4 separate regions of the Mus musculus genome follow, and regions 2, 3 and 4 are each linked to region 1. Evidence: chromatin loops called from intact Hi-C (ENCODE). Cell type or tissue: heart. All regions are shown on one strand. Each heading gives the region's core, and the rest is flanking DNA. Links, peaks and the distances in the headings are about the cores only. Region 1 holds the start of Nuf2 (NUF2, NDC80 kinetochore complex component). Region 2 holds the start of Rgs5 (regulator of G-protein signaling 5). Region 3 overlaps Rgs5 (regulator of G-protein signaling 5). Region 4 has its middle 7.4 kb from the start of Gm39699.

Region 1 (7,652 bases), core at 1,367-6,366:
ACTCTGGAAATCAGTCTGGCAGTTCCTCAGAAAATTGGACATAGTACTACCGGAGGATCCAGCAATACCTCTCCTGGGCATATATCCAGAAGATGCACCAACTGGTAAGAAGGACACATGCTCCACTATGTTCATAGCAGCCTTATTTATAATAGCCAGAAGCTGGAAAGAACCCAGATGCCCCTCAACAGAGGAATGGATACAGAAAATGTGGTACATCTACACAATGGAGTACTACTCAGCTATTAAAAAGAACGAATTTATGAAATTCCTAGCCAAATGGATGGACCTGGAGGGCATCATCCTGAGTGAGGTAACACATTCACAAAGGAACTCACACAATATGTACTCACTGATAAGTGGATATTAGCCCCAAACCTAGGATACCCAAGATATAAGATACAATTTGCTAAACACATGAAACTCAAGAAGAATGAAGACTGAAGTGTGGACACTATGCCCCTCCTTAGAATTGGGAACAAAACACCCATGGAAGGAGTTACAGGGACAAAGTTTGGAGCTGAGATGAAAGGATGGACCATGTAGAGACTGCCATATCCAGGGATCCACCCCATAATCAGCATCCAAACGCTGACACCATTGCATACACTAGCAAGATTTTATTGAAAGGACCCAGATGTAGCTGTCTCTTGTGAGACTATGCCGGGGCCTAGCAAACACAGAAGTGGATGCTCACAGTCAGCTAATGGATGGATCACAGGGCTCCCAATGGAGGAGCTAGAGAAAGTAGCCAAGGAGCTAAAGGGATCTGCAACCCTATAGGTGGAACAACATTATGAACTAACCAGTACCCGTGACCTCTTGTCTTTAGCTGCATATGTATCAAAAGATGGCCTAGTCGGCCATCACTGGAAAGAGAGGCCCATTGGACTTGCAAATTTTATATGCCCCAGTACAGGGGAACGCCAGGGCCAAAAAGAGGGAGTGGGTGGGTAGGGGAGTGGGGGTGGGTGGTTATGGGGGACTTTTGGTATAGCATTGGAAATGTAAATGAGCTAAATACCTAATAAAAAATGGAAAAAAAAAGCACTGATTGCTTTTCCGAAGGTCCTGAGTTCAAATCCCAGCAACCACATGGTGGCTCACAACCATCCGCAATGAGATCTGATGCCCTCTTCTGGGGTATCTGAAGACAGCTACAGTGTACTTAGATATAATAAATAAATAGATAAATAGGTAAATAAATACATCTTTTAAAAAGCAGCAAGGGGGAAAAGGTCAAGTAACATATAAAGGTAAACCTATCAGAATTACACAAGACTTCTCACGAGAGACTATGAAAGCTAGAAGATCCTGGGCAGATGTCATACAGACCCTAAGAGAACAGCCAAGCTACTATATTCAGCAACACTCTCAGATATTCCATGAAAAAACCAAATTTACACAATATCTTTCCACAAATCCAGCCCTACAAAGGATAATAAATGGAAACCAACAACACAAGGAGTGAAACTACACCCTAGAAGAAGCAAGAAATAGTCTTTCAACAAGCCTACACAAAAATAATTCCACCTCTAACAAGAAAATTAACAGGAAGTAACATTCACTTTTCCTTACTATCTCTCAGTATGAAAATTAATGTTGCCAACATATCATAATCAATTGAAATTCAAAAGTATGGGAATTAGAAATTTGTCAGCTGTCAACCTGTTGTTTCTCTAATTTTGTAATGGGAGAAAGACGTCCAATATTGTACAATCCATATACACTTTCTGCTTATTTGTACATGACAGGGTCTTTCTGTGTGCCACATAATGGTCTTGAAATCATGCTTCTCCTATCTCAGCCTCTCTATTAGTAGGATTGTTTATGTGATGTTTTTACACTATACTATGGTTTTTAGAACAGCTTACATATTCCAAAATGATTTATACAGCCAAAAGAAATGTAGACAATTAACTTGGGAGGTGGCTTGTAAGAGAATAGCAAAGAGTGAGAATGAAGGCATTGCTTGGTATTTATAATTATTGTATCAATTTTGAAGAAGAGGACTTTATAAGTTACTCTTATTCTGAGATGAATGTTTTTCAAAATCATCACAGCCAATGAACCAGAATCTTACCCTCACCTAACGTCTGTGCCACCCTCCAATCAGACCCATTGTTCATTGAAACAGTTGATGAATGACTTCATGGATAGACCATCTTAATACACACACCATTTCTTAAATGAATGTAACTTGTTCCCTGTGGGCTGAGAATGATGATAATCACTCAAGTCAAATAGCTTTGACCATAGCAGGATACCTGTATCCAAAAATCGTGTCTACAATTCATTCCTTGGAGCAGCAGAACTGTCAACTCTTGGCTTAGCTACTATGGAGGTAAAATTCTTTGGTGATGTGAGGGTCATTCAAGTACAACCTTATTACAATGAACTTCGATGTCCAAAAACTGTTCTTATTTTGTGTGTGTACCCCAGTAAGAGTCAAGATTTTCAGCTGTACTAAATAAAAACAAAGACTTCATCTATTTATGATCATTTAAAAAACTAAAAGTGATATATTATTTAAAATATTATTTTAAATATCATACAGTTAATATATTTGGAGTTACTTAAAATTTATATTGAGAAAAACACGTGTATTTTCAGTATTGCTGTAGACAAACATCTACATAAGACTGTTCAATTGATTGTTGTTTTATATCAGACAACTTTGATAATGCTCATTATTTTGTTAAAATTTAAAACATTTTTAAATTTTATAAATTTTAAAGAATATGATAACAAATGAAAGGTATTGAAGGTTTTGAATGGGGGGAGGCTCTCCTGGAGGAGTTGGGGAACAAAAGGGAAAGAAGAATGTGATGTAAGTCTATTTACTCAAAATATGTTTTTAGATGGTAACAAATTCAAATAAATTGAAGTTATATATCTTTTCTATCAAAAAATAGAATATATTAAGTTTTATTCTTTTTTTGTTTCCAGAGTCTCCTTATATATAACTCTGGCTGGTTTGGAACTCACCATGAAGATCAGGCTAATACTATCTAGACCAGGCTTGGCCTCAAACTCGTAGAGATCTGCCTGCCTCTCCCTGTGGAGTACTGACATTAGAGGCAAGCACAACCATGGTTTGAAGAGTACATTACTTTTAAAATTTTTCTGAGAAATCCTTGTCAGCTCCCTTGAAATACTGTTAACACCACGGGCTCTCATAAAGTCAACACTGGAAATTTACTAGAACATAAAATTTGAATTAATAAAAACACTGAGCAAGTATTTTCATGATATTAAATATGTTTGACTGATGATTCAGAATGGTGTTTATATAAACTACATTAAAATAATATAACTTCATGTACACGTTGAGGAAAGTATTTTAAGGGGTTAAAGCACAATGCCAGGTCTGTGGTTCCTTGTATTTATTTAGAGTTCACCACAAACAGCGAATGTTAGGTATTTTACAGTTTCAGACTAGTACTGCATAAAGTATTTCAAATGTATAGCTCAATTTCCAAAATCTTTCCTAAAGATGAACGTGACTGAAGAGGCAAACAGATTAACAAGAATGATTAGAGAGAAATAAAATGCAGACAACTACTTGAATTCAATGCTATTTTTCTTCTTAAGCCAGGACTGTAAACATGTACTTTAAAGCCCATAAATTTAGAAAAAAAAAATTTTTAATCCAGAACATTGTGTCCGATGTTTATCTCTGTAGTTTTGATTACTGGAAAGAAATGGAATGAAATTCTCAGTAATGTTAAAATCAATGCAGCAGCGCCGCCCAGTGAATAAACCGGATATAAAGCTACGTTGCCAGAATTCTCCATGTTAAATTGTACTGTATTTTCAGTGTAGCCATGTTCCATCTACTTATATGAAACTATGTTCTATAATATTGGCTCAAGAATATAACAATTAAAATCTTACCTATTTATTAAAAAAATCAAGTAGTAAAGGTACTCAAAGGATATTAAAACACCCGTGAATAGAGAGTTCTGTATATTCTTTGTTACCTGTAATGTCAGTAAGCCACAGAAATGGCTCACCGATGAGATGAACTAGTGGTTTTGCTCATGTTTGGCAAGTGTAGAATCATATTCCAGTACGTTTATGCTTCTAGATTTATTATCCTATATTGAGTCCTCAAAGTGAGTAAATTAAAGATTTAAATTGGACGTCCTTAACAATGTCTATCCATCCATTCGCTGCCCCGCCCTCAAGCTTTCATGGACCTAAGGAGAAATGATGTGTACAAATATCCAGTGAGGTCAAAATTTGACCCCATCAATGCTTATCAAACAGTAAGACTGTTACTACTACTCCTGGATTCTCTATAATGCCTTTGATTAATTTGGGAACAACACATCCTCTATTGCCTGTTACTCTCTGAGCCTAAGAGAAGGGGCTAGAAACCGTCTGTCTGCCTGCTCGCTATCAGGTACGCTGAAGGCAAAGTTCCAGTCTGGGACAACCCGGTAAACACATCCCGGAACTCCTCCCCCTAACTGCTGCGCTTCCTGGTCTGGCGGAATCGCGGTTCCGGCTAGAAACTATAACCCTGAAGAATGATTCCGCTGATCTGGAGCCTGGCTCGCTGCGCAACTCGTCAAGTCCCACCCACCGTGGGTCTTCTGAGCCTTCTCGGCATCCGTCGCGAAGGAAGCGCGCTGTGCGGAAAGGGGCCGGCCTCACAAAAAAAGGCGGCCGGTTTGAAAAATGACAACGGTCAGCGGCTTTCGGTTGGACGCTCGGTTTTTAACTGTTTTTCCGTGAGCTGCTAGGCCTCCAGGTGAGTTTGAGCGGGTGAGCGTTGGAGGGCCGGGTGCAAGGCCAAGGATCGGGGCATCTGGGTTTACTAACTTGTGTGTTGATTTGACAGGCTCATCTATCCCAGGTTGGTCTCGAACCCCTATATTCCTGAGACTAGCCTTTTTTTATTTATTTATTTAACTTTATTTGTAATTCAATTTTTTTACACTTCATATTCCATTCCCCGCCCCTCCCCATCCACCCTCCGACTGATCCACATCCCAAACTCCTCCCCTCCCCACCCTGTCTCCACATGGATGCCCCCACCCCACCTGATCTCTAAACTCCCTGGGGCCTCCACTCTCTTGAGGGTTAGGTGTATCATCTCTGAATGAACACAGACCCGGCAGTCCTCTATGTGTGTTGGGGGCCTCATATCTGCTGGTGTATGCTGTCTGTTTGGTGGTCCAGTGTTTGAGAGATCTCAGGGATCCAGATTAATTGAGATTGCTAGTCCCCTTACAGGATCGTCCTCCTCAGCTTCTTTCAGCCATCCCTAATTCAACAACAGGGATCAGCTGCTTCTGTCCATTGGTTGGGTGCAAATATCTGCATCTGACTCTTTCAGCTGCTTGTTGGGTCTTTCGGAGGGCAGTCATGTTAGATCCCTTTTTGTGAGCGCTTCATAGCCTCAGTAGTAGTGTCAGGCCTTGGGACTGCCCCTTGAGCTGGATCCCACTTTGGGCCTGTCACTGGACCTTCTTTTTCACAGGCTCCTCTCCATTTCCATCCCTGGAATTCTTTCAGAGAGAAACAATTATGGGTCAGAGGTGTGACAGTGGGATGGCAACCCCATCCCTCACTTGATGTCCTGTCTTTCTGCTGGAGGTGGGCTCTATAAGTTCCCTCTCCCTACTGCCGGGCATTTCATCAAAGGTCCCTTCCTATGAGTCCTGGGAGTCTCTCACCTCCCATCTCTCAAGTGCTGACTTTACGGGCATGAGCCACAAGAATGGCGTCAGTGTGACTTGTTTGAATGCTTGCCAATTTTTTATGTATCTCCATTGCGCCACCATCTCTGGATTAAACCAAGAACCATTTATCAAAAGGCGAAAATATCATAATCCAAAAGTCAGGGAGCTGAATGTACCTGGATCTACGTGGGTGTAACACAAAGCCTTCCCCGTATTTTCCAGGAATGCTTTATCTAGTTCCTCAGAATTGGGAGTTGCTTGCTTAAGTTTGCATTGCAAAGCCAGTTGTATATAATGTAAGTTATGTTGTGCTTAGCACTGAAGTGTTACATATAACGGAGAAATGGGAGCTCCTAGAGGTAATTGTCCTATTTGAACTAAAATGTCAGAGAGCTGTTTTACTGTATATAAAGTATATAGTATCTTTATAGTTAGATGGCCTCTTTCTCTGTATACGCAACACACACACACACACACACACACACAGGAGTTGGAACTGAAATTGCACTATTAAAATGAACACAATTTGCTTCTGAGAAGAGAGCATTATTACTTCTAAGTGCAGTTGTGAGCCTCTGGGTAGCTTTACGTTGGGAAATTGATCCTCAGAAATTCTCAGGCAGGTGTAACACAACATTGGACACTTAGGAGAAGACTTGGAAGGCATTAACTTGGACCAGAAAGAGCATGAGATTATTAAAGGCTTTGGCAACTTCAGTGGGAAAGGCTGGGATTTGTGTGGTAGGTAAGCCCTTTGTACGTTTGTAAGGGTTTGATGGTTTATAAGAATTACCCTGACAGTAGTGTATATCACATCAGCAGAGAGGGGTGTGTGATTATGATTTTATACCCACGTTTTCTGTTATTAATCTATCTCTAATCTAGGTGTGGCTTGTTTTTTTTCTCAAGTAACCCCTTATGTTCTTATAAACAATTTCAAAAACTGAGATGCAGATGAAAAATATTGAATGCTTAATTCAATTTTTTTGCCTCTGAAAGCTTGATGGTTTCAATTGAAGAAATAAACTGACCTCAGGATACGGAACAGAAAAGCCCAGAATCTGATATGTGCCTGAACCCAAAGGAGGACTTGCTACTCGAGCGCAGAAAGAGATTAGTGAGGGGCATGAACTTCTGTAGGGAAAGAGGGTGACTGGAGAGTTACAGCTGTGGCTAGAGGGGATACACAGTAAACGGAGGCTGCCTTGCCATACTGATGGAGTCTCTCATGTCATTGTCCTGATTGTCCTGTAGTGACCTGTACCTGGGCAGGGATCAGAAATGGCTTTTTTTTTTTTTTTTTTTTTTTTTGGTTTTTCCAGACAGGGTTTCTCTCTGTGTAGCCCTGGCTGTCCTGGAACTCACTCTGTAGACCAGGCTGGCCTCGAACTCAGAAATCCGCCTGCCTCTGCCTCCCGAGTGCTGGGATTAAAGGCGTGTGCCACCACGCCCGGCTGTAAATTGTCTTGTTTTCAGGCTGAGATCTCTCTATGCAGAGAGGAAACTTTCCCATAGAGAAACCTCTGACTGCTTTTTCTCTTTTCTAATGTAAATATCTATACATGTCTTTTGACAGGAGGACCTTGTTGAGCCTTTCCTGCGTCTACAGAGGTCTGTGGTTTCTTGAAACACAGGAAGCAACAATACTCAGGGTAGGATATTTTGCTTTCCCCAACATTTACACTGAAATAGATGGCTAATGTATGAAGCATCTTAACTAAATTTGAGTGATCCTAGTTCTTAAATAAAAGTTTACAGTTATGAAATTCAGTAGTAGAAAGTAAAAATCATAGTTTAAAGTTCAAATTCTGTAAGAAGCGTGTGGGGAAAATCCAGGATCACAGGCCATGTTGAAGCTCTTGGAGTTTCTTTCACTGGATCATAACTCTATTTCTATATGAGTGCTACAATTGCCCGCAGTCACTAGAAGCAGTTCCTTCCTGTATTAACACTCTGCCC
Region 2 (7,652 bases), core at 1,514-6,513, 120 kb before region 1:
GCTACTGGCTGGCCTCCATTCACATCCTGCTTCCTCTTGCTAATGATTGATCCTGCCAGGATTAATTAAACTTTCACTCCCTTTTTCTCCAGCCAGCAAGACAAGCCATTGACACTGGCCCAGGAAACATAAATAAACTTTATTTTATTATCATCTATCCACTTTAATCTGTAGTTCTTATTAGAAAAGGAGAAAGGTATTATAACCTTCCAAGAACCCTTCCTGACTAAGCTTTGGGGATCTGAGAGCATAAACCAGTGAGAGGGAGGAGAGGAAGCCACAAAAGCAGCTATGATGGTGGACCCCAGGGAAACAGTCCAGGCTGTGAAGTTCCTTAAAGTCCAAAAGCCAAAGGCTTGCAATCCTGAGAAACAAACCAACCTCCTGTTAACTAACTAAACCTTCCCTGCCCAAGGCATAGAAATGCTGGCTTTCCTTTCACCTTCTCCCTCCACCCCCTCCCCCAGCCCTTGCAGGAAATCCCCAATACCTCATTATTTAGAAACAGAAAGGTGATCTTTTTTTCCCATTATGACATAACATGTCCCTGTTAATGTTTGTTCTCCCTGATCCCCTTGGAAAGCAGAGAAAATTGCCAGGCTGACATTGGGCAGCCCGGTCTCAGCTACTATCAGTCAAGAACTTTTTCAGGAACATATTTATCATGAGCCTACTTTGTACCAAATGGTGATTGTCTGTGTAAAATTCAGCCAAAGAAGGAAAAAAATCTTGTTCCATGCAAACATCTTTAGTTCTCAGAGTCAGGCTTTGGGTGAGGTGTTATCTATTCTCTGATACTGTAGCAAAATACCTGAGGCATCCAGTTCTGCAGGATCTGCAGGTCTTTGTAATCAGCTTGAACCTTGTGAGAATTACATTACAGGTGTGTGAAAGGAAGCCACCAAGCAGTGAGGGGAAGGGTCCCAAAAGAACCACCTACTAAGCCCTGGTATGGTTTGTATCTTGAATATCTCCCCCCAGAAATCCAAAGATCCATACAAAAATGTAGGTCTGCAGGAGATGCTAACGGCAATGAGAGGAGGTGGGATTGTAAAGAGGAAGGACCTAGAAAGCCAATGGTGTGATGTGTCCTCACAGTGGGGTGTGAGACCTCCGCCCTTCCATCCTTTTGTTACATGGGAGTGAGGTGGACAGCTTTGTTCTGCCATGCACTCTTTCATGTAAACAGTTCTGAAATCAAAATCAGTGTAGCCAGATGATTATGGATTAGAACTTCCAAAGCCTGGAGCTAAAGTAGACCTTTTCTCTCTGTAAATTGATATTAATTCTCAGGTGTTTTGTTATTGTGATAATAAACCACCTGCCACAGCCAGAGCTCTTAATATTCTATGATGCTATTAGATGGTCTCTACCATACATATCCTTGGGGGACAAAGCAAATCCAAACCATGGAATAATGAGTGAGGTGTATCGAGTACAGCTAAAAACTTGGAGGTGTCCCTCCTTGATAAACATGTACCCAAGGATCTCATTACAGATGGTGGAATATGAAACACAGTGAGGGGAGGGGTCCCATAAGAACCACCCACTAAGCCCTGCTGTGGTTTGTATCTTAAATGCCTCCCCAAAGATCCACACAAAATGCTTGCTCTGCAGGAGGTGCTGATGGGAGGTGGTAGACTCCAACAGAGGAAGGACCTTGAGAGTCAGTGATGGGATGTCCTCACAGTGGACACACAACAAAAACATATGTTGCCTGAGTGCTGGTACAGGTTATATTAACACTGGCCAAACTATCTGTACCCTCTTATGTCCTTGTTTGTATTTGCAGCCTGTCCCCTTGGCCTTAAAGGCATCCCTCACATCTCTTTCTCCTACACAGACATGCCTGACTCTTCTGCCTTGTAACAGTAGTTTAAGCATCATTTTCTTAACCCCTTGTGAAGTCCTCCCCAACTATCAAAAGCTCTGAGGCCCATCCAGTCCTCAGTCTTAGACTTCTAGTAGTACTCTGCATTTATTCCTCCCTGCTGGTCCATAGCACTCCGTGATGTGCATCCTCATTTACCTTCCTACCTGGGGCACACTATCCTGTGAGCAGGGTGTGGCTTGTCATCCAAATGCCTAAGAGATGTGCACAGGCTTGAAATAACTGAAACGGTTTCATCAGTAAGAATCCACAGTTTCTCAGTGGCCTCTCCTCTACATTATTAGTTTGCTGTGTTCTTAACATTATGAATTCCGCGATGTGTTATCAGCTACAGTGGGTTTCAAATGCATACATTTCCAGCAAGAACAACACCAGTCCCCAACTGGAAAGTCCCAGCTTTAGTGAATAAATGATAAATGTAAAAATAAATAAATTCCAATGTTGCTAATGAATCCAATACATGATAGTAAAAGAAATAATTGCAAAAATACCACCACTATAGCTCTCTAAAAACTATATTATTCCCATAAAAACTTAGGGCAAGAGGAGTAACAATATCAAGATGCCCCAACCCTTGCAGACTATCACATAAACAGCATCAACTGTTCACCCAGTGTAATGATGTAAGCTCCATCCACTGCATTAATGATGTTCAACGCAAATACCAAGTAAGCTAAAGGCTCACCATGCTCACTCATCCCTCTATGCTGTGCACGGTCAACGATCAACGTGTGACTCTCACAGTTGGAGAGAAAGCAAAGGTGGATCATCTGGTCTTCAAAGAAGTTGGGATGCCACTCAGTTCTAAGCACTGCACCTATCTGGAGCTCTCTGTAGGAGAGGTGGGAGGCATGGGGTGTGGGAATAATGAACAATTCCCAGTCCTGGAATCCACTTCTCTCCCCCTGGTCTGGTGGATACAGCTACAGATGTCACTGCTATTGGTTCCTTCTATCTTCATCTATTTAAAACATTTACATCTCTGACTCTAGGGAATATGTTCCATTGTTTCTTCTTTTAAAAAAATCACTTAAAATTTATTGCTGTAATGAAAAACGTCAAAGAAAATGTGACATTTTAAATAGGTAAAAGTCTTTGGTGGCCCATTAAACAGTATGACTTTCTCAGACAGACATTGACCCTTGGGGACAGAGGAGGCTGTGCAAGAATCAGTTTTACTCCCTTTAATGGTTGAGGGTCAAAGTAAAATCAATCAGGACTCTACAGAGCAGAACCTTTCTACCTACACAGATCATGTCGGGTATTGGGTTGTTAAGTTTGTAGTAAGATGACGACTTTAGATATAGGATTTTTCTATAGACCACAACACAGTCCTAGACAACCATGTGTCTCAGAGCTCCAGGTAATAGACAAACCCTGTGTCTCAGGGACTTTTTTTCCCCCAGTAACCAAGCTACTCCTATCTAATGAATAGGGAATAATGGGAAGCCCCCTCTGCCCCACTGCAAACTGCCTGCAGAGTCCTCATTACCCCAATCTCTCTGTGTGAATGAAGATCACTTTTCCCACAGTTTACTGTGTCAGACATTCTTCTGAGCACTTCCCACACATGACCACTCACTCACTCAGTCCTCAAAACCACCCTGTGAGATAGACATGCTTCCCATTTCCACTTTACAGATGTGCAAAGTGAGAGGTTAAAGAAATTGCTTCAAGCTACCCAGGAAATATGTAGGGGAGACAGAATTCAAACCCAGATACTTTTATTTTTCGGTGTTGGGAGTTACCTTCTTTCTAGCGCGCACACACACACACACACACACACACACACACACACCCTCTGGGGGTTGGGGGGAACAGCGCTCTGGTACTCTGTATATTAAATGACCATGGATTATCTCCTTTTGAATCTCTAGCTCAGATCTTTCCAAATCTCAGTACTGCTACAGACAAGACAAAGCCAAGTCTATTACCAAGCATCAGTTTCATCTCAGCGGGACCCCATCCCGCAGAGCCTCTGGGCATCCTCCCTTGAGTGAAGGCTCACCACATTTTCATCTCCTACACTGAAGAATTTCAGTTCTCACCTTTCCAGGCATGAGTGCGGCAGAGCTGCCAGTCCCTTACACATTTTGGCTGGCGGCTTAGATCCTCAACTTGAGCACGAACCTCTCAACAGCTGACCGTCTGTGGAAACTTCAATAATCTGGGGCAGCCTTTCCCTTTGAGGAATATATACAAGCTCTCTCACAGCTCCGTGGCTCCGAGGACCAATCAGCAGCCTGGGCGAAAATTGTGGGCTGGAGCTCAGCAGCAGTTTGCCTTCGGTGGGGGCTGGGAGTCTTTCCTGACTTCAGGCACTGCTGGGGCATGTTTCTGGTGGCTTCTGTCCCCACAGTCTCTTGTTTGTTTAGTTAGGGCTGTGTTGGAGCCTAAACTGAGATAAGATCATTAGTGCCTGAAGACTGAAATTTGACGTTAGCCAGAACGACGATGTGGGCTTTCTTTGAAAGCAAGGTACCCTGAGCCATTTCAGATCTGCCAAGGGTCCTGGGATACAAACACTAAACCCACTCACAGGGGAGGAAACGGCTTCTTTTCACGGTGGAGAGAGTGTTTAGCTGAGGATCTCTCATCTCCTGAGCACTCAGATGGGTGCTAGGAATTCCGAGGTAAAAGGACCAGTCCAGGCTCTGATGATGCAGGTGTGTCTTACATTGGTGCAGTTAGGTGTAAGCAACAACTGCCCTGGCACATCTTCACTAGACCTAGGGGGTCACAGCCTGTGTGCCCAACAAGTCCTAATCAGGTCTTTTCTTCAGTGAGTCCATTAAGGGAGCCAAGTTAATGGTGAAGAGCAGAAAAAGGAGATTTGCTCAGTGTGACCCTAGTCTATCTACTACAGGCCTGACAGGAGGGAGGGCATAAACAGAAAGCAAGGGACACACCTAGCTAAAGAGAAAAGGCAAAATGAGGTTCCCCTGCCCACTAATGTCTCAACATTGGGTCTTTCCCACAAGCCAGTCTGACACAAGGTCAAGGTCATTGCACAAGCTGTAAATCTTTTTTCCAGGAGACAAATTCCTGTTCTGGATGCCCCCAGGGCTTCAGCCGTTTCCTCTCCCTGAAGGAGATTGGGGAGAGGGAGGGGGCAGTAATAGCTTGGAGTTCTTTAACAGTCAGCAGTCAGGTTGTCAAAGAGGGGAACACAAGTGTCTCCTTAGAAGGTTTGTTCCTGGCAGATAAGTCCATAACCTCCTGGTCCCCCTTTGCTTTAACACCTCAGGGTTGAGGTGAGATAGGCCTGTGACTGAAAACAAAAACCCCAAAGGGAACAGGAGAAGGAACCAAGGTTAGAATACACTCAGGGTGTCAAGCTCCCTGCTAAGAACCGTCTCTGCATAACTCCTGGTTTTAGCTTCTTTCGGAAAGTCTGGAACAAACAAATGCATTCTGTTAGCCTGAAAAGGGTCTTGAGCAGGGCTGTGGTGGCACACCAGCGCCGGGAAGGCAGAGGCAAGCGGATTTCTGAGTTCAAGGCCAGCCTGGTCTACAGAGTGAGTTCCAGGACAGCCAGTACTATATAGATAAACCCTGTCTGGGGGTGGGGGGAGAGGGAGAGGGAGAGGGAGAGGGAGGGAGGGAGGGAGGGAGGGAGGGAGGGAGGGAGGGAGGGAGAGAGAGAGAGAGAGAGAGAGAGAGAGAGAGAGAGAGAGAGAGAGAGAGAGAGAGGTGTCTTGGTACTATGACATGCAGGCTGTCCTCAAACTTCTGTTCCTTGCCAGCCTCCCAAGTCGTGAGATTTCAAGCAGCCACTATTCTGCCCCGTGTGACTCCATTTCAATCCTGACAGCTTTCCTCCTTGTCTCTGCACAATGTTCTCTGAAGCCATGATTAAGCATCTGATGGTTTGTTTTCCACTGTCCCTGGCAACTGTATAAACTGACAGCACGGCCACTCTATGGTATGGGTAAGAAGGGGGGTTTATTGTAGCTATGAAGGAGAGAACAGCCAGGGGTGTCTAGAAGCGGCCAGAGCAGAGAGAGAAATTAAACTGAACATGCCCAGCAGACTGGACCTGGGCATGACAGAAGCAGGAACAGAGCTGAGAGGAAGAAAGGGACAGAGAGAGAAGGAGAGCAGAGATGAGGAGGAGGGAGACAGGGACAGAGAGGGAGTGACTGAGAGAGGAAGACAGAGACTGAGCATATGGAAGACATCAAGGTACTAAGGACAATGAGTAGCTGTAGCCACAGGGAGGGAAGCCTTGGGCTGGGGAAGTTTAGGGGAGTGGAGGGGGTGAGAAGGGCCAGGATGCTAGCTAGCATGGACTCTGGAATGTGTGACAGGTTCTCGTGAGACCAAGTGATCCTGGAGGCCAGCATGTGTTAATAGGCACCGCAGATAGCCATTTATCCCTTCGTTTTAGAGTCTGGGAAAATGGAGTTTCCTTTGGACCTGACAATAACCCCAATTAGATTCATCCTGCTTAGTCTGATTTGATCCCATGTTGGATGGGAGGAAGGAGAGATGTCAAGAGGTTAGTGTCAGTAAAACCTTTGGGCCAATTCTAAGGGAGCCCTAAGAGATATAGGAGTACCTCTAAGATTAGGGGTAACTGGGGTCCTTCTTGTTGGTTCTATGGGTAATGCCCTAGCACGCTAAAAATGTTGTTTAGGTTCTGTCGTGGTTTGAATAGATATCACCCCTGGAGACTCTTGCATGTAAAAGCTTGGTCCATAGTGAGCCATACTATTAGGGGGCATGGCTTTGTTGGAGTAGGCGTGTCCTTGGTAGAGGAAGTGTGCCACTGGGGGCAGGTTTGAGGTCTTAGAAGCTCAAGTCTGACCAGTGTTTCACAGTTTCTCCTAGCTGCCTGCACATTAAGATGAAGACACTGGCCTCCATTTCCAGCACCATGTCTGCCTGTACACTGCCATGTTTTCCACCATGATGATAAAGGACTGAACCTCTGAAACTGACAGCCAGCCCCAATTAAATGTTTTCTTTTCTAAGAGTTGCTGTGGTCATGGGTGTCCCTTCACAGCAATAAAGCCCTAACTAAGACAGGTTCTCTTTTCAGAGACTTTCTGTAGAGTGTCTTATAGCTTTTGTGAAGCTATAAGGTCTTACAAAAACATAATAACAAAACAAGGCTTTACAGAACAAAGAAAGAAACCAAGAATAATACTAATTTAAAAATGAAGTGCAGAGAGCATACATAGCCTGTGGGCTATGAGGCACTCAGCAATTAGGATGTCCACACAAGATCTGGCTTTCAAACATGCTCAGTTTTATTCATGCAAACATTTCTTATAATATCACATTAGTATAAGAGTTAAGCAGACATTTCCTTGAGCAGGGAGCATGTGGCTGGGGAGAAAATGCTGCTGCAGGTCCCTGGAGAGTGCTTCAGTGAAGATGAATCAGAAGTTTGCAAGCTCAACCCAAGTCTGCCATGAAGTCCTTCAGCTATGACAGGCCACGGGAGGATGGCTTTGGTGGAGGTCCCGGATGTCCTTGAGAGTGTCCAGCCAGCAGCTATCTATCACTGACAGGTAGCCATATGTGAGTCCAGCAATGGTGCTGGAAGTTCAATGGTCACCAAAGCCAGGGGCACACACAGACGCATTTCAAGCCCTCTTGCCGATGGGCAGCAACACATAGGCTAGAGAAGACATGTCTTGGGAACAGAGCAATGCAGTCCTAGAGATAATCTCCAAAGTTCCATGTTTTGTATAATCTCATTGGCCAGTAGCTTTGTGCTGTCAGGGCTCACAGCTCGAGTCTGGCTCACCAA
Region 3 (7,652 bases), core at 1,192-6,191, 140 kb before region 1:
TTGGAAATCATCTGCTGCGGGGCAGGGGAAGCGACAGCTTATATTACACAGTGAGTGAGATGTTCTCCCTTTGAGTTCAGGCTCTACAAGTTACACAAACTACCTGATGTTAAGTGTTTCTGGCTTGGAAGTTGGGTCTGGTGAAATAGTTAAGTTCTCAGACTTTTGAGATGATTTGAATTGCTAGCTTTAATTGCATAATTATTGTTTTCAACCAGCTCTAGCCCATGGCTTCCACCTATAAGCACCAAATGAAAGCGTCAGAAAATGACATAGATCACTTTTTTTAAATTGTAAAGGGCTCCTGGAAAATTCTAGCTCTGGAAGTAAGACTACTACCATATAATATTATCTGGGATAAAAAATTGATCATTGGGAGTTGACTGGACAATGTATACAGCACTTGTGACTACCCCCTGCTGGCCAGTACAGAGCACTACTGTCAGAGATACAAGGTCTATCTTCTCCCAGGCACACTTCACTATCCAGTAAAAAGAGTCATCTGCCTCCTGGACTCCACATGCCTCTCCCGCTGTGCACATATGGAAAGCTGTTATTAATGTTGAACTTGACACAACATTGCATCCACCAACACTTCTATAAAGACGAGTGATACACTCTCATGTTTGGGGGTTTCGTATTGTTTGGTTGGTCCTTTAAGATTTAGGCTTCCTCCCCCTCCCCCCTCTTCCCCCACTTCTATTTCTTTGTTCTTTTCTCTCTTGCTTCACTGGAGTCATTTGCTTTTGTAAAAGGCAGGAAGGTGCTGGTTTACAATTTCTCATGCAAGAGCAATAGTCAAGTATGAAGGGGTAAAGGTAACAACAGAGTTTAAAATAGTCATTCATTTCTTGCGAATTTACAAATTGATTATGTTTTCTGTGCCAGGTAGTACATAATAAATATACAAACACCCATAGGCCTTGGTCTTTGCTTTTAAGATGCCTATAGCCCATTGAACTCTTCCACTGGGGTTTCCGGAAGGAAGCAGACCCTGAACAGATAGTCTCAGTTCCCACTAGGGTAAGTCCAGGAAACTTCTCAAAAGAAGCAGAAGTAGAGTTGGAGAATGGCCAGTTGTCACTCACTTGAGCAAGATCATTTTTGTTTCTTATAAATCTGTTAACATTAGCCTGACTGACCTTTCAGGGCAGAGAGAAGGCCGCGAGATGGATTGCTTGATTGTGAAATGTAATGCAGTTCATAGTACAAAGCGGTATTGAATGTGGTCATCCTGTCTTCCTATTCTCAATGGAGATGACAAGGGACCACCATGCTGCACCAAGCTTGTGACATATTTGGCATGTGTGCAAGAAAGAGTTAAAGGTAGAGAAAGGGCTCTTCAAAAAAAATGTTTCCATGTAAAGAGGAGGCCAACTATTTTATTAACTTGGGTTGGATCAAATTGTCTTTATCTGTCCATTTATCGATGCATTTTACCATAAGGATTGTTTATAAATGATCACTCATTTCCTAAGATGGTATACACACACACACACACACACACACACACACACACACACACACACGAGTGAAACAAAACTCTAGAGACATTTTATCTATATCAATTGTCCAGTGGCCATTTGTGTGTGTTATGTGATCTAGAAAAGACGTACTACTTATAACATCACTTATTTTTTGAAAAATCATGTTCTGATGATGAGCCTCAATTGGTTGTTTACCTGGTGTGTAAGATGCCCTGGGTTTGACCTTCAGAACTGCATAAACTGGGCATAGTGACAAAGACCTATAATCCCACCATATAGGACGCAAAGGTGGATAGATGAGAACTTTAAAGTTATCCTTTGCTCCATAGACATCATGAGATATATAATACTTATAATATATACACTTATGTGTGTGTTTGTGTATACACACAGATACAAGCATGCATACACGTGTGTTCCTCTTCTCAGAGCTGATACCTATACCAGAACACCAGGTATTCTCTTCCTCTTGGCCTTGGGAATGCAAGAAAGAGGGAACAGTGTGCTTGGGAGAACTCTGTTGCTGAGGCTTTGTCCCTGGCCTAGTATATATAGGCTGAAGAAGAAGACATTGAAAGCTCATCAGGAACTGACCTACTTATTCATTTGTAATCCTGAAGAGAAGGATGAGTACGATGAGTAAGATTGCATTCACTCTCACCAAGCAGTAACCAATGAAAATAACCAGTGATAAGGTTCCAGCCAGTCTGAATACTTGGCAGCCTCACAAGAACAAAGCAAGCAAGCAAGCAAGCAAAACCCTCCAAAAAGAAAAAGAAAGAAAAAAAACCCCACAGAATTACTGCATGGCTCTCAAGAGTTCCCAGAAAAGAGCTTCACCCTCCATTGCCTTCCTTCCTGTCAGAGCCTCACACAGTGTGGGAATAGTACAAATCAATGGGAAAGCCAAAGAGGTTCAAACTCACCAAATTCGTTTCCCGTTTCTAGATAAACTTGAGCGTATCTGACATTAATTGAATTTCAAAATCATCTCTATCTGGAGAGGAGAACTTTCTAATGTGTTTACCACATCAGCTATGGTCCCTCGCTTTCTTCGACTGCACACTAGGCCCTTCCCTCTGGCTAAATTACATTAATGCTGATTAACACCAAATGATTTGTGTCTCCTTGGGTCTGTTATCCTTTTGTGTTACAAGGAAAAAGAAAACTTGTTTTGAAATAAAATCAATTGGAAATGCCCGGTGGAGCATTTAATCAGAGGGAGAGAATTCTGGAGATGAGTCACACTTTTCAAGCTGCAAAGGTCTGAATAGTAGTAGCCTTGTGCAATGGTAAAATCTGTTCCCTGTGTGGGATGTTGGCCAGGGGATAGAAATCCCAGAAAGCCACAGACCATCTTAGTCTTTCCTGCCAGCGAATAGACTGGATGCAAGTTTTAACCTTTAGATGTATGTGTGCAAGGCCAGCACCAGGACACTACAAACAGAAGTATGGCTGGATGAATTTTTTTTTTGAAATAGAACTATATTCAAGAGAACTTGATTGAGAGCCGATAGAGAGGCTCTGACTCTAGATGTTTCAAGGATTAAGATGGTGTTTCTGGCCCTGGTAGTGTCTGGAACAACTCCAAAGGGCTCATTGCACACAGGAAACTACATAGTAGGCATTTCCCCATCGTTAGAAAATACTGATGGGACACAAGAATGAAGAGATGATGTGTGTTCTTGCTTCCTAAAAAAACAATAAATTCCTATGGAAATGCATACACACACACACACACACACACACACACACACACACACACACACACACACACACCTGTTAGCTACCATCTTCAGCCACCCCCACCAACTCCCTGGGATCTTCTGAATCTGACTGCTTAACATGGCAATCACCTAGCATGACTGAAGACACATAAAGCCACCAGATGACTGCCAGGACCATAAAGTGGCTGAGTTCTGTTTCTTTCTTTAAAGTAACCGGAGACAGAGAAGTGAGAAGCCGAGGCCGGCGATGAAGCTTGGTGAGTGCATGCCTAGAATGGGCAAGAGCCTGGGTAGATTTCCAGCCCCCCCGAAATAAAAACAAGAAAGAGAAGAAAATGGAAAACAAGATAAAAGCTGGTGGGCGGGGCTTAAGTGGTGCACGTATTCAATTATTCAGATCACTTATATAGGGTCTATTTTAATGAGAAGAGAACCTGGGTGTAAGGAGAAAACTTACATTCCACCATGTTAAAGAGACAGAGGGGCAGTAAGGGTCCTGTGCTTGGGACATATCTGGTAGACACAGGAAGGTTTAAGTCTAGACGCCAGACACAGTTCAAGAACACTCCTCACAAAGAAAGGCTCTCTGCAAGGAGTTTGGGGAGTGTAGGACCTCATTTTCAAAACTGGTTTCCAAAAGACTTGATCTTTTTTCCTTGGTCAGGGTAAAATTCAAGGCAACCCAAATCTTTGTTGCAGATGCCCCCTGCTGGCTATGAAGAGGCATGAGCTACAATTGCTGTAGAAAGAACCTTGGATCTGGCTAACCTTGCAGGCTTCTTCCACAAAGGTGAAAAGACTATGTGTTATCTTCCCTCCCCAATAAATACCCATGAAAACATGTCCAGCACACACACACACACACACACACACACACACACGCGGGCTTGTTTTCGCGCACAAACACACACACACACTCACACACACACAGAATGCTTTTTATTTACCATCTTCGGCTACCCCCTCTCAAATCTTCTGAACATGACTGCTAAAAATCAATGATCGATTCTCAAGACCAGGAAGAAGGCAGAACCAGACCATTTAGATGGAGAAAGACTCCACTCCACCACTCTACCATTTCCATCTGGCTAAAAACAAAACATCCATGGTGTTTGTTATAGCTATCCATCAGCGTGTTGCATGAGAATTTATACCTAATTTCTTACCTCATTTTCATAATTTACTTACAGTATCTTAGGCAAATGACCCTAGGGTTAGTCTGTATAAAATATCCCTTGATGATGTAAGCTGTAGGAAAGTGGAGAAGGATGGCAGAAAATACAGTGTCCCCGTTGTTAAATAACTGAAATGTGGCTTCAGCAATGACAGCTGTCTCCCAAAGCTCATGTGATTAATTACATTAAATGACATTCTGAACTATAAAATGGTTGAAAAAAATGGAATTGACAACAGCTGTCAATTATGACATATTTATAGAAAACACATTTACCTCTTGCGTCCTTCGAGCTCTTGTTACCTCCCACCATTTCCTGTCAGACTTAATCACAACAATTGCCATTCTGTGCTCCAGCTCTTACCTGAGCTGTCCCCAAACAGTTGTCACTCAGATGCCCTCACAGGCAAAGGCCACAAAACACTAGTGGGGGCGGCTCGGGCCCAGAAACTGTTCACTTCGTAAGCAGGAAGCATCCAGAAACTAGATGTAAAAAAATAATGCCAGGCACTGTGTACATATAGTCCCCAGGTAGGAGAGTTGGTGACACACAGATCCTTACGTTCTCACTAGGCAGACTAAGCTACTTTGTGAATTAAAGGCCAGTGACAGGCTCTGTCTCAAAAAGAAAGAAAGGAAGAAAGAAAGAAAGGAAGAAAGGAAGGAAGGAAGGAAGGAAGGAAGGAAGGAAGGAAGGAAGGAAGGAAGGAAGGAAGGAAAGAAGGAAGGGAGAGAGAGAAAGAAAGAACCCTGAAGAATGATAATGTCCTCTGGCCTCTCCACAAATGTGTGTGTGTGTGTGTGTGTGTGTGTGTGTGTGTGTGTGTGTGTGTGTGTGTGTATTCACACACACACACAGAGGTAGTCAACAGAAAACTTGTCTAGATAAGCTAACTTCTTCATAAGACAGAGTACCATTTCAAAACCTGGGCCATACGCAGTTTCTTCTTCTGCTCACTTACTTAACAGTCTAATGAGCAGCATCTTTGCTGTGAGCCTGCCCCATGCCACACACTACTACTTGTAAGAAAATCTTCTGTGGAGCCAAAGACAAATCTGTTAGCCTTTTAGCTGTTATACTTTTAGCTGCTCACAGTTGATACGCTGTGAGATAGGTGTAGGGCACTGGGCATCTTTCTAACCAGATATGCACTTCTCAGTGGTGATAAACACTTTAGAAAGCTTTTTAGAAAGTCCAGCCTCGGGTCAGGCCATCTCTACCTGTTCCTGCTAGTCTGATCAAGATCATTGATAATGGGCTGTTTGCTACAAATGACTTTTAAAAAAATGTGTGTTCCATACCAATCTCTCTCTAGTCATAGGAGTAATGCTCAGATTTGAATTGGTAAGCCCACTGTGGATCCCCGTCCATGTTAAATCAGGCTTGTAAAGAGGGAGCTAACCTTTCACTCCTGGAGATGGCCTCTGTGGTTTGATCATTGACTCTGAGGTTTCTTGTTGTCTAATATCAACCACAAGGGCATCAGAATCTCAACTCAGATTCTCTCATGGGTTAGCGAATCCTTCATCCTGGTGCAAGCAGAACACAAATACCCGGGACTTTGTTGCTACTGAGGAATGAATTACGTAAACACTTTACATCAGCTTGTCAGCTAAAAGTATGCGTTCACTTTGGTTCCATTGTAGGTACAGTGGTCCTGCTTTCAAAAACTGATGCTGACGCTACTGAGAAATGACTACTAATCTAGCTAATATAACCACAACTAACCATGAATAGACTTGTTTATCTGCCAAAATTGGTCTGGAATGGATCATCTCATTTTCCTTTAGCCACTTACTATGTGAGTGAATTTACACAAGCTGTGTATCCCTGCACCTCAACCACAGAGCTATACAATTAGGATGAATTAGGAGATGGTGTAAGAAGTTTCTGTGAGGAGAGCAAGGGATAACTGTAAAGGCTGGTCCAGTCCCTGGTACATAAACAGTATGCCATCGTGATGGCCACTGTGATGACTACCATTGTTACCACGGTCATCATCATCACTCTGTCTATTCATTTAATGACTGCAACTTCCCAGTGCCAGCTCTAACTCCTAATAGTCCTTTGACTTGGGGATTTGTAACCCTGAGCTTCTACAAGAGTGGACGATGATGAAGGCGAGGCCTGTATTCCACTTCAGTCTTTCTTCTCCATAAGGAGACACTATAGCTTCCTCCGATAAACAGTGTTGGAGACACAGAAGGAAAATGTGTGTGTGTGTGTGTGTGTGTGAGAGAGAGAGAGAGAGAGAGAGAGAGAGAGAGAGAGAGAGAGAGAGAGAGAGAGAGACTCTCCTGGATAAAGTACCACAATACTATCAGTCTCCAGGACTAGGCAGTTCCACCCTACTACAGATACACATTGCTGCCCATTTTCACACACGCAGGGCGATGGTGGGACTGCATGAGTGGAAAGATGGATAGACAGCACCCATAATAGTTCCAAACCCAAAGCAGCAGCTCGACCCAGGATGATATGTATACCCAGCCAGCAGATCCTGGAGCGACCCCCAGAGATGCTAGAGCTTCAAACAAGAAACTTAAAAATAATGGCTCCATTTAACATGATTCAAGAAGTTGGTAATTTTTTTTTGTAAGTAGAAAAATGTTTCTGCAAGAGAGTGAGATTGCTTAAATTTAAACAGGAGGCATTTAGGAGAATTTATGAACCATAAACTGTGATGAAACCTTGGAAACAGTGAACAGTAAATGTGGAGAAGTTTCCATTACCAAGAAAAGTCATCAAGGCCAGAGTGGCAGCCAGCTGCTTTGGATAACCCTGTCATGTGACCACCTGGAACCATCCCAGTGACATCATATGACACTTTCCAGATCCGCAGTCCATGTTATACTCACAAACAATCCATCGAACCCTGTTTAATCTCTTCCCTGCATTTGGCAGAGAAGACCCATCTGCCTTTAACTCGTAAGACCCTCATCTCAGATCATGGGACCAAAAGCAACAGTGAACACGTTGAAAGGGTTGTCCCTTGAGAGAAGCCAAGTAGCATACTGAGTGCCTGTCCAGACAGCTCGTATCGTACCCTAAGCAAGCTCTTTTTGCTCAAAGGAAAACACAGAATAGCATAGTGACCCAAGGCAGACATGGCAGCTCCAGGCTTCTCATATCACCTTGCTTTGGGTACTTCCTGATCTGTTTGCTTGTTTTTACATCTCTAAAATACAGCAGCACAACACAAGAATAATTGTGCTTACCTTTTAAGTATCGTTTATGAAAGTGAAATGAGTTACCATATGTGA
Region 4 (7,652 bases), core at 1,494-6,493, 390 kb before region 1:
CTTTCAAAATAAGGCTGAGTACCAATAAGTATTTCAAACTCAGGAAACCATAGTTGCTCAGATTTTCATAGATTCATCGTGAGTTAGCTCACATTGACTGCAGGTTGGTTCATTTCCCAAATTTCACATGCTCCCAATTTTCTCATTCTGGATTCAAAGCCCAGGTTTTCTCCTGGTGGCCTTAATGCTCAGGAACCTTGCTGAGTTAGGCGAACCAGCTGCGTTCTCCCAGGGTGCTCTAGAGGTCAAGATACCTTGTTTCTTTCTTGGAGACCGCTATGCCAGGAAAGGCACCAGGCAAGCCTCCGTTTCTGGTAACAATTTTCAACCTGCAGTCACAGAGTGATCAGATAACAGCAGGGGCCACCCTTATTGGAGACAAAGTACACACATTTATTAAACCAACAAACTCCTAATCTCTTCGTGGATTTAATGAGTAACTTTAGATAACATGTCATCTCCTTAGTGACACAGTCCTGTAATACCCACTTCATCTACAACGCTAAGCAGCCACCTTTCCCCCGTGTTCTACACGCTGAGCAGAAACAGTGTGAACTTTCTGTGGCTGCCATATCAAGTTACCCTAACTGGCTGGTTTGAAACAGTGAAAATGATTTTTTTTTTGGTAGTGGAGGAGGCGACAGACTGAAACCCAGGCGCAGTAGCAGCTACTCCACCTGCAGGCTGTCAAGAGAATTACACCAGTCTTTTGCAGTTTATGATAGCTCTAGAGCACCTGTCTCAACCTGTGGGTCCCGAACCCCCAAAAGAGGGTATCAGATAGTTTGCATAGTAGCAAAATTTACAGTTATGAAGTAGCAACAAAATAATTTTATTGTTGGTATAGGGACATGACAACATGAAGAATTGTATGAAGGGTTGCAGCATTTGGAAGTTTGAGAACCTCTGGGTTAGAGGCTGGCTTGTGGGAGCACAATTCTAAGTTCTACTTGGAACTCTTCACAGGCTTCTCCCTCCTGTGTCTGTTTTTCTGTCTCTTCTTATTTTGTAAAATCTCCAGGCATGTTGGATTAGCCACTGCCTTGTGCAGTCATCTTGATTAGTTCACACTCACAAAGACCCTATTTCTAAACAACCTCGTCTCACTTTTCTGTTGTTGTAAAAAAGTAGTCCAGCAAAAGCAACTTTAGGGAGAAAGGGCTTTACTTTGGCGTAGTTTGCAGTTCAGCCCATGGAGCTAAGGAAGTTAAGGTGATGGGAGCAGGAAGCAGTTAGTCACATGACCACATCAGGTAGGAATGATGCCGGCAAGGCAGTGCTCATTTTACAGTCATTAGGGCAGAATGTTTGCTAGTGGTATTAGAGCTCTACTATAGCAGATCCAGAGAGCTTCCTCATCCCTCTGTCAAGGGAGAAGGGTCCACACCCATCTGGCACCAAAGCTGCCCATACTTTGATCTCACCCTCCAGCGAGGTGAGAAATAACATTTTATTGTTTGTAAGCTGCCATGTCTGTGAAGGTCTGTGGAACACAGTATGAAGGGGCTAAGCCAAGAGGCTGAAATCTGGATTCAGGAAGACATTGTTGCTTGGAAAACCCGAGTGCTTTGTCAAGATTGATCACTTCTTTTCATAACTGTTCACTCTTTAAAACAAGATTAAATATTATTATTTTAAATTGTTAGTATGTATGTGTGTCTGCATGTGGATATGTGTGCATGTGTGTAGGTGCCTGTGGTGGCCAGAGGGTGTTGGATTCCCTGGAGCTGGTATTCCAAGGTGGTTGTGAACTGCCTGATGTAGGGGCTGGGGACTGAACCTGGGTCTTCTGGAAGTGATCTCTCACTACTTCTCTCTTAACCACTAAGCCCCTAACTGTTCATGCCCAAGTCCCAGAGCCAAGGAAGGATTCCAATCCCTCTCTTGAACATCCACTGAGGAACTGTCTTTGCTACAATCAAGAAACCTCTTTCATACACAACTACCATCCTTGCTGGGTTGATGCCACATATAGACCTTGAGCATGGCACTGCGCTGGTGAGATAGTGCAGAAGATCAGGCACTGGTGGTGGGGGCTGTGGTGGCTGCCACAGGCTACACACCTTTAATCCCAGCACTTGGGAGGAAGAGGCAGGTGGATCTCTGTGAGTTCCAGCCTAACCCGGTCTACAGAGCTAGTTCTACAATGCTACACAGAGAAGCCCTATCTGGAAAAACAAAACAAAAGAAACCAAAAAGTGGCACTCAAACAGGCACACAGCAAGTGGAACGAAGGAGATAGTATGTGAACAGGAATTCTGTGAACAAGAAGATAGTCTATGAATAAGGAATGTGGTCAAAACAGGTCTCATGTTAACAAAATGATACTTAAAAATAAATATCTTGACCCTCACTGGTGTTTATTCTGGAATTAGCAGTAGCATCTTAGTCAGTGATGGTGCCACTGGTAATTAAAGCCAAGAAATAAAATGGACTTTATAGCAACAAGTCCAAGGATATTGATTTACACATAGAATCGCAAACAGTTTAAGGAAGAATTCCATTAGACTCCACGGTCATTGAAGGTGAATTAAGAGGAAATAATAGGAAACATGCATTGAAGTAAAAAATGCCGGCTGTTGCTCTCTCCATACTAGTCTACCCCATCACAATTACTGTTCCAGTATCCCCGAGCTTAAAGCCACGACTTCCTTTCTCTATCCTTACGGCCGAAACGGAGCTTCAGCGTCTGCCTGAGGCATCCGAGTTGTCTATTACGGTATGCTCTTCTTTGAAGTGTGGGGTCCAAGAGAGGGTGGCACAATTGTAAAGAGAACTATCCTTAGGGAATGAAGTGCTTCTACTTTTTAAAGCCAGACCCTTTTGGCCGCTTGTATTAGGTTGAGTTTGCCATAAGAAAGCTGCTCAGACCCCGCCCCCGGATACTGTTTGCTTTTCGACAGAGTTTGAAACCATTCAGTTCAGAACTGCTGAACTTTGAACTTGTATTGGAATTTAGGTGCACGGGCTACAGAAGTAACTAACCAAGGCTGGATATTCAGTCGGATTCCTTTAATTCCCGCCTTGTGAAAGTTTGTTGTAGTTTCTGGCTCTGGCACTGGGTGGCGCACTAAAACCATGTACCCTGCTTAGCTGCGTTGAAAGTGAGACCTGAAACTAATCATTTATAAAGTCCTGCCCCAGAGCCTTCGGAAGGGAAGGGTTGGAACAGAACAAGAGCCCCTCTCTGGCCTAACGAAGTGGCCCTTTCCAGTTCCCTTTACATTGGTGATTTATTTCGTCTGAAGGCACATACTGTTTCGCAGAGTTGGGCTTTCATGCTTTCAGACCTCTTACCTGGAAGCTTCATTTTTCCGTGTCAGAAGTTTGGAAGCATTTAAATTCCCTTCCTTTTCAGTGCTGTCGATTGACTTTTGAGACAGGGACTTGTAACCCAGGCTGTTTTACAACTTGTAATATTCCTTCTTTAACGTCCCAACTGCTAGAATTGCCTGTGCAATCACACTAGGCAAAACACAGAATTAGGTGCTGAGAATCGATTGTCTTTTGTCAGAATAGAAAATTAAATAAAGGTTTTTTTTGTTTTTTTTTTTGGTATTGATTAAATAAATTATATTTCTAGGAGAGGTCATTTTGAGTGAAGCTCCTAAAATAAAAATAAGACCTTTAAAACATACCCAAATACCAAAAAAAAAAAAAACCAAACCCCCAAAACTCCCCAAAAACCCAAAAGAATGAAAAACAATAAAACTTCCTGCAGAACTGCTGTTGTAGCATTTACCTACCTCACTGCAGACTTTCTTTTTCTTTTTTCTTCCTTCCTTCCTTCCTTCCTTCCTTCCTTCCTTCCTTCCTTCCTTCCTTCCTTCCTTCCTTCCTTCCTTCCTTCCTCCTCTCTTTTCTTTCTTTCTAATAAAACTTTATTGTTTCCAGAAAGCTTTACTCGTTACAGGAAATATTGCTTCTTTGAATGTTCTTTTTAAAATTAATTAGTTACTTCACTTTACATTCCAATGCCAGGCCTCTCCTCCCAGTTCCTCCCTCTTCCGGCTCCTGCCCCTACTCCCCCCCCTCCTTCTCCTGGGGGAAGGGGGAGCTCTCCCTGGGTACCCCACTACCCCCAGCAAATGTCGATGCAGGACTAGGCGCACCCTCTCTCACTGAGGCTCAGTTAGTGGAAAGCAGACCCACAGGCAGGCAACAGAGTCAGGGACAGCCCCCACTGCAGTAGTTGGGAGAATGTGGCCTGCCTTCTGTCTCAGCACAGCTTGCTTGGGTATGGTCCCCTGACTCCCTCTAGGTGGCGCTCTATGCATGTTCCCTTGGCTGTGGACTGAAGCTCTGTCAGGTTTTGCAGTTTGGAGTTGGGTTCACCCAGCAACCTGTACCCCACTTCACTTGATTGTGGTAATCCAGCTTCTCACTGTAAGGAACACCTCAGGGCTTAGACGTCTGAGGGGCATGTTCTCTACTTGGATGTAAGCCCACCTCCCCAAAGGCCTAGGTGCCCAGCAGTCCCGTCTTCTGTGCTTCTGGCCTCCCTGGGGACAGCTGTCTCTTCCACCTTTCAAGCTCTGCACAGGACGAGTCATTCTCGCCCCCCACTTCTCCACTTAGCTCACTTTCTTTACTTAAGACTTCAGCAACATCTAGTTCAGCTTAGCAATTGTCCTTTGTGAGTCTTAGAGGCAGACTTATGAGACAGCGAATGTGTGTGTGTGTGTGTGTTTAAATGTAAAGAACCCACTTTACAATCCAAGCAAAGCTGTTAGCAACATGCCCAACGCAGTTACCACCCATTAAATGGACGTTATCACTGGCTGGGGCTTTCCAATCAATGTGATTCACTTCATTTTCAAAGACCTGCTCCATAATAGCTGCTTTGTCTTGGAGGTGGCAAGAGTCACCTGCCTGCAATCTCATTCCCCTGGCAGCTTAAAGATAAGGGAAGGGGGACAGACGTCTAATGACTAACTGAGAAACAGCGTGCTCCTTTTAATTAGGAGTCACAGGCAGAGCTGCGGCAGAAGCAAGAGAAGGAACTGCATAGTTGTTGAGGAACAGCTGTCATTCTGGGCTTCATGTGAACAGAGAGGTGGGATTTCCGTTCATGAGTGGCCTCCCGCCTGTTTCCTGCCTCCCTTTGACCATCTACAGAAGGGGAGGACACAGGTGTGTTTGCTCGTAGACAAGTGCCCCCAGACAGCCTCCTCCTATAAGAATAGGACATAAGAATGTCTAAGGCCTGGGCTACCTACATATGTGACCCTTCCTAGTCCAAATGGCTTTATACTTGACAGACCCAGATGTTCTCAAATCTCTCACATATCCCTGTTTTAATGAAAGCCCCTTTGTCTCCAGTGTTCCTGAGAAAATAATTCCCAAACCGTGTACGTGCAGGCATGCACTCCTTACAGGTAGGCACACAAAGATGAAAGCACGAGGTAGGGAATGAAAGAGCCTGCTAGCCTTCTTCCAGAAGCCTTGTGCTGCCTGCCTGGGCCAGATACCCCCAGGCTCCTGAAGCCCATGGGAGAGATGTCTCCTGTCCCAAACCAGATGCCTCCCAAGTGTGTCATTACCGAGCGTGAGACAGCTGGCTTGAGAGACGCTGGTGTTTATAACCAGACTAGGCTGCCTGTTATGGCTCTAATGGGCTCTATGAGTCCAGATGGCCACTCCTTGGCCAGCTTACATCTGGCTGAGAATGCGGAGAAGCACGTAGCTGGCTGGAGTGCTGGAGATGTCCCTTTGGGGGACGTGATGATGGAAGGGACTTAAGGGGCTGTTTACAGCATCTGGGATTCTTCTCTCCTGGTGCTCAGTCCCACTGCTCACAACCCCCCCGCCCCCCCCCCCAGATCCCAAACGCACAGAGACCAAAGCTCAAACCAGACACGAGGCTTCCTCTGCTTCTCTTCCTGTGATAGCAGAACACAGGCCTTCCTCATGGAAAATCCACGCGGTCTCCACTTTGATCCTCACTGCGTGAGATTGTCCTCGGAGTCTGTGAGATTGTCCTCTGATGCCTGTGGTTGCAGCCTTGCCCTTTTGTCCCTCCCAATAGTTCAAAAGATCAGGGTTACTTCCCATTTGTATGATGATCTTGCAAACATTTATGAAACCTTCAGGTCACATACAGAATTTAGAGATAGGCAGCATCCTGTCCTCTCACATGTGTAAATCAAGCCTCAGTCTGTCTGTCTGTCTTCTTCTCTCCCGCTCTATCTCTTTCACTCTCTCTTTCTCTACACACACACACCACACATATCACACACGAACATATATATATATATATAAGAACACACACACACACACACACACACACATATATATGAACACATATCTATGTGTGTGTGTCCCATTTTACCCTCAGCTACTATGCTAGATTCTCTTCTGAGAACATGAAATCAGGCTGTAGCACATACTGGGTCAGCAGTAGAGACTTATAAGCTATTGGAACCAGGAAGAGGTTTGAACCCGTGCTTATTCTACAGACCGGCAATGGCAGTTTACAACACTCTATCTCCTACGCCTAGGGCAGCTTGGCCTCTGCAGCTTGATTCTCTGTGTCCTTCCTTATCCTAGCATGAGCCAAGTCTGGCTTAGAACAGAGTGAACTTGAGAGACGTTTCATGGCAGACAAGGATTGACAGTTGGCTCTGTTGCTCTCAGAGTTGGCTCAGTGCTAAGTTCCCAAGCTCATTGCTCTGTGTGTCTGTACATCTGTCTATGCGTCTGTACATCTATCTATGCATTCCAATGGGCTCTTCCTTGGAGGATGCTGAGACCCCTGGTTCTTGTTTCTGATAGTTGGGGCACTGTTTCCTGGGATTTTGAGACTTAAAAAATTTTTATTTTATGTATACGAGTACACAATTGCTCTCTTCAGACACACCAGAAGAGGGCATCAGATCCCATTACAGATGGTTGTGAGCCACCGTGTGGTTGCTGGGACTCGAACTCAAGACCTCTGGCAGAGCAGTCAGTGCTCTTAACTGCTGAGCCACCTCTCCAGCCCTGTTTCCCTTCTGCTTTTCTCTGCTCCCGCTCAGCATCCCATCTGCACAGTAAACCCAAGGCTATTCCTCTACTTACTCCTGCCATGCCTCTCCGTTGCATAGACCTGTGTACCTGCCTCAGTCCTTTGCCCTCACCCCATCCTCAGGCCTGGCATCGCTCAGAACTTTCCGTTCTGTTGCTGCATTGAAAGAATAATAGTATGCCCTTTCCTGAACGGCGAGACTCTAAACCATAGGTAGGATTGTCCCGGGTGCAAACAAGGCACTGTGTATAGCCGGGATTATTCTGAGATGGAGCCACCTAGAAGTTTACGTTAAATTGCCATGAAAGCTTGGCTCTCGAAAACACAAGACAGAATGAGGTAGAAGTATTGAATGCTAGTGGGAAATTGATTGGGTCACATCAAATACTTTCACATTTTATTCCAGTTGTCATTTTTTAAAAAAATGGTTAAAAATTAGTAGCATTCACTACTATTTGTTTATGTGGTTCAATAAGGCTATTTTCGCATTTTTATTTACTAGATGTATCTCCATGCGTCGTCTGTGTGTTCACCTGTGTGCAGGTGCTTGTGGTGGCCAGAGGATGTTGGATCCCCTGGGGCTGGAATTACAGGCTTTTAGGAGCTACCTGATGTGGGTTCTGGGAACTGAACCCCAGGTCATCTT

The links. A loop is a pair of places that touch in the nucleus more often than their neighbours do. Peaks named below come from ENCODE experiments on the same cell type or tissue, not always from the same donor. Only the 100,000 strongest peaks of a DNase experiment are listed, where the experiment ranks them.
Region 2: it touches region 1 in a loop (2.8-fold over the local background); 6 of 42 quality-filtered maps call a loop at or near these places.
Region 3: a loop joins it to region 1, with 4 times the contacts of the local background. A loop is called at or near these places in 21 of 42 quality-filtered maps.
Region 4: a loop joins it to region 1, with 5 times the contacts of the local background. A loop is called at or near these places in 31 of 42 quality-filtered maps.

What each region holds. Positions count from the first base shown.
Region 1 is chr1:169,528,429-169,536,080 of GRCm38, reverse strand. Nuf2 (NUF2, NDC80 kinetochore complex component) reads left to right here and starts at 4,617. Exons shown (of 15, transcript NM_001355159.1): 1 at 4,617-4,759; 2 at 7,270-7,345. Gm34624 (a long non-coding RNA gene) reads right to left here and starts at 4,504. Exons shown (of 3, transcript XR_373698.2): 1 at 3,984-4,504. In heart, for the core only: a CTCF peak has its summit at 3,763; a DNase peak (open chromatin) is centred at 4,530; H3K4me3 peaks cover 2,239 bases; H3K27ac peaks cover 1,364 bases.
Region 2 is chr1:169,651,909-169,659,560 of GRCm38, reverse strand. Rgs5 (regulator of G-protein signaling 5) reads right to left here and starts at 4,060. Exons shown (of 5, transcript NM_009063.4): 1 at 3,940-4,060. The coding sequence starts at 3,983. In heart, for the core only: no CTCF peak of the experiment used is centred there; a DNase peak (open chromatin) is centred at 4,150; H3K4me3 peaks cover 1,160 bases; H3K27ac peaks cover 2,074 bases.
Region 3 is chr1:169,667,098-169,674,749 of GRCm38, reverse strand. The region is part of intron 1 of Rgs5 (regulator of G-protein signaling 5); the gene reads right to left. Among named protein-coding and RNA genes, the nearest start is that of Rgs5, 15 kb to the right of the region's middle. In heart, for the core only: a CTCF peak has its summit at 3,922 (motif pointing left); no DNase peak of the experiment used is centred there.
Region 4 is chr1:169,914,804-169,922,455 of GRCm38, reverse strand. No RefSeq gene overlaps it. Among named protein-coding and RNA genes, the nearest start is that of Gm39699, 7.4 kb to the left of the region's middle. In heart, for the core only: CTCF peaks have their summits at 3,053 and 4,254 (motif pointing right); DNase peaks (open chromatin) are centred at 4,125 and 5,535; H3K27me3 peaks cover 583 bases.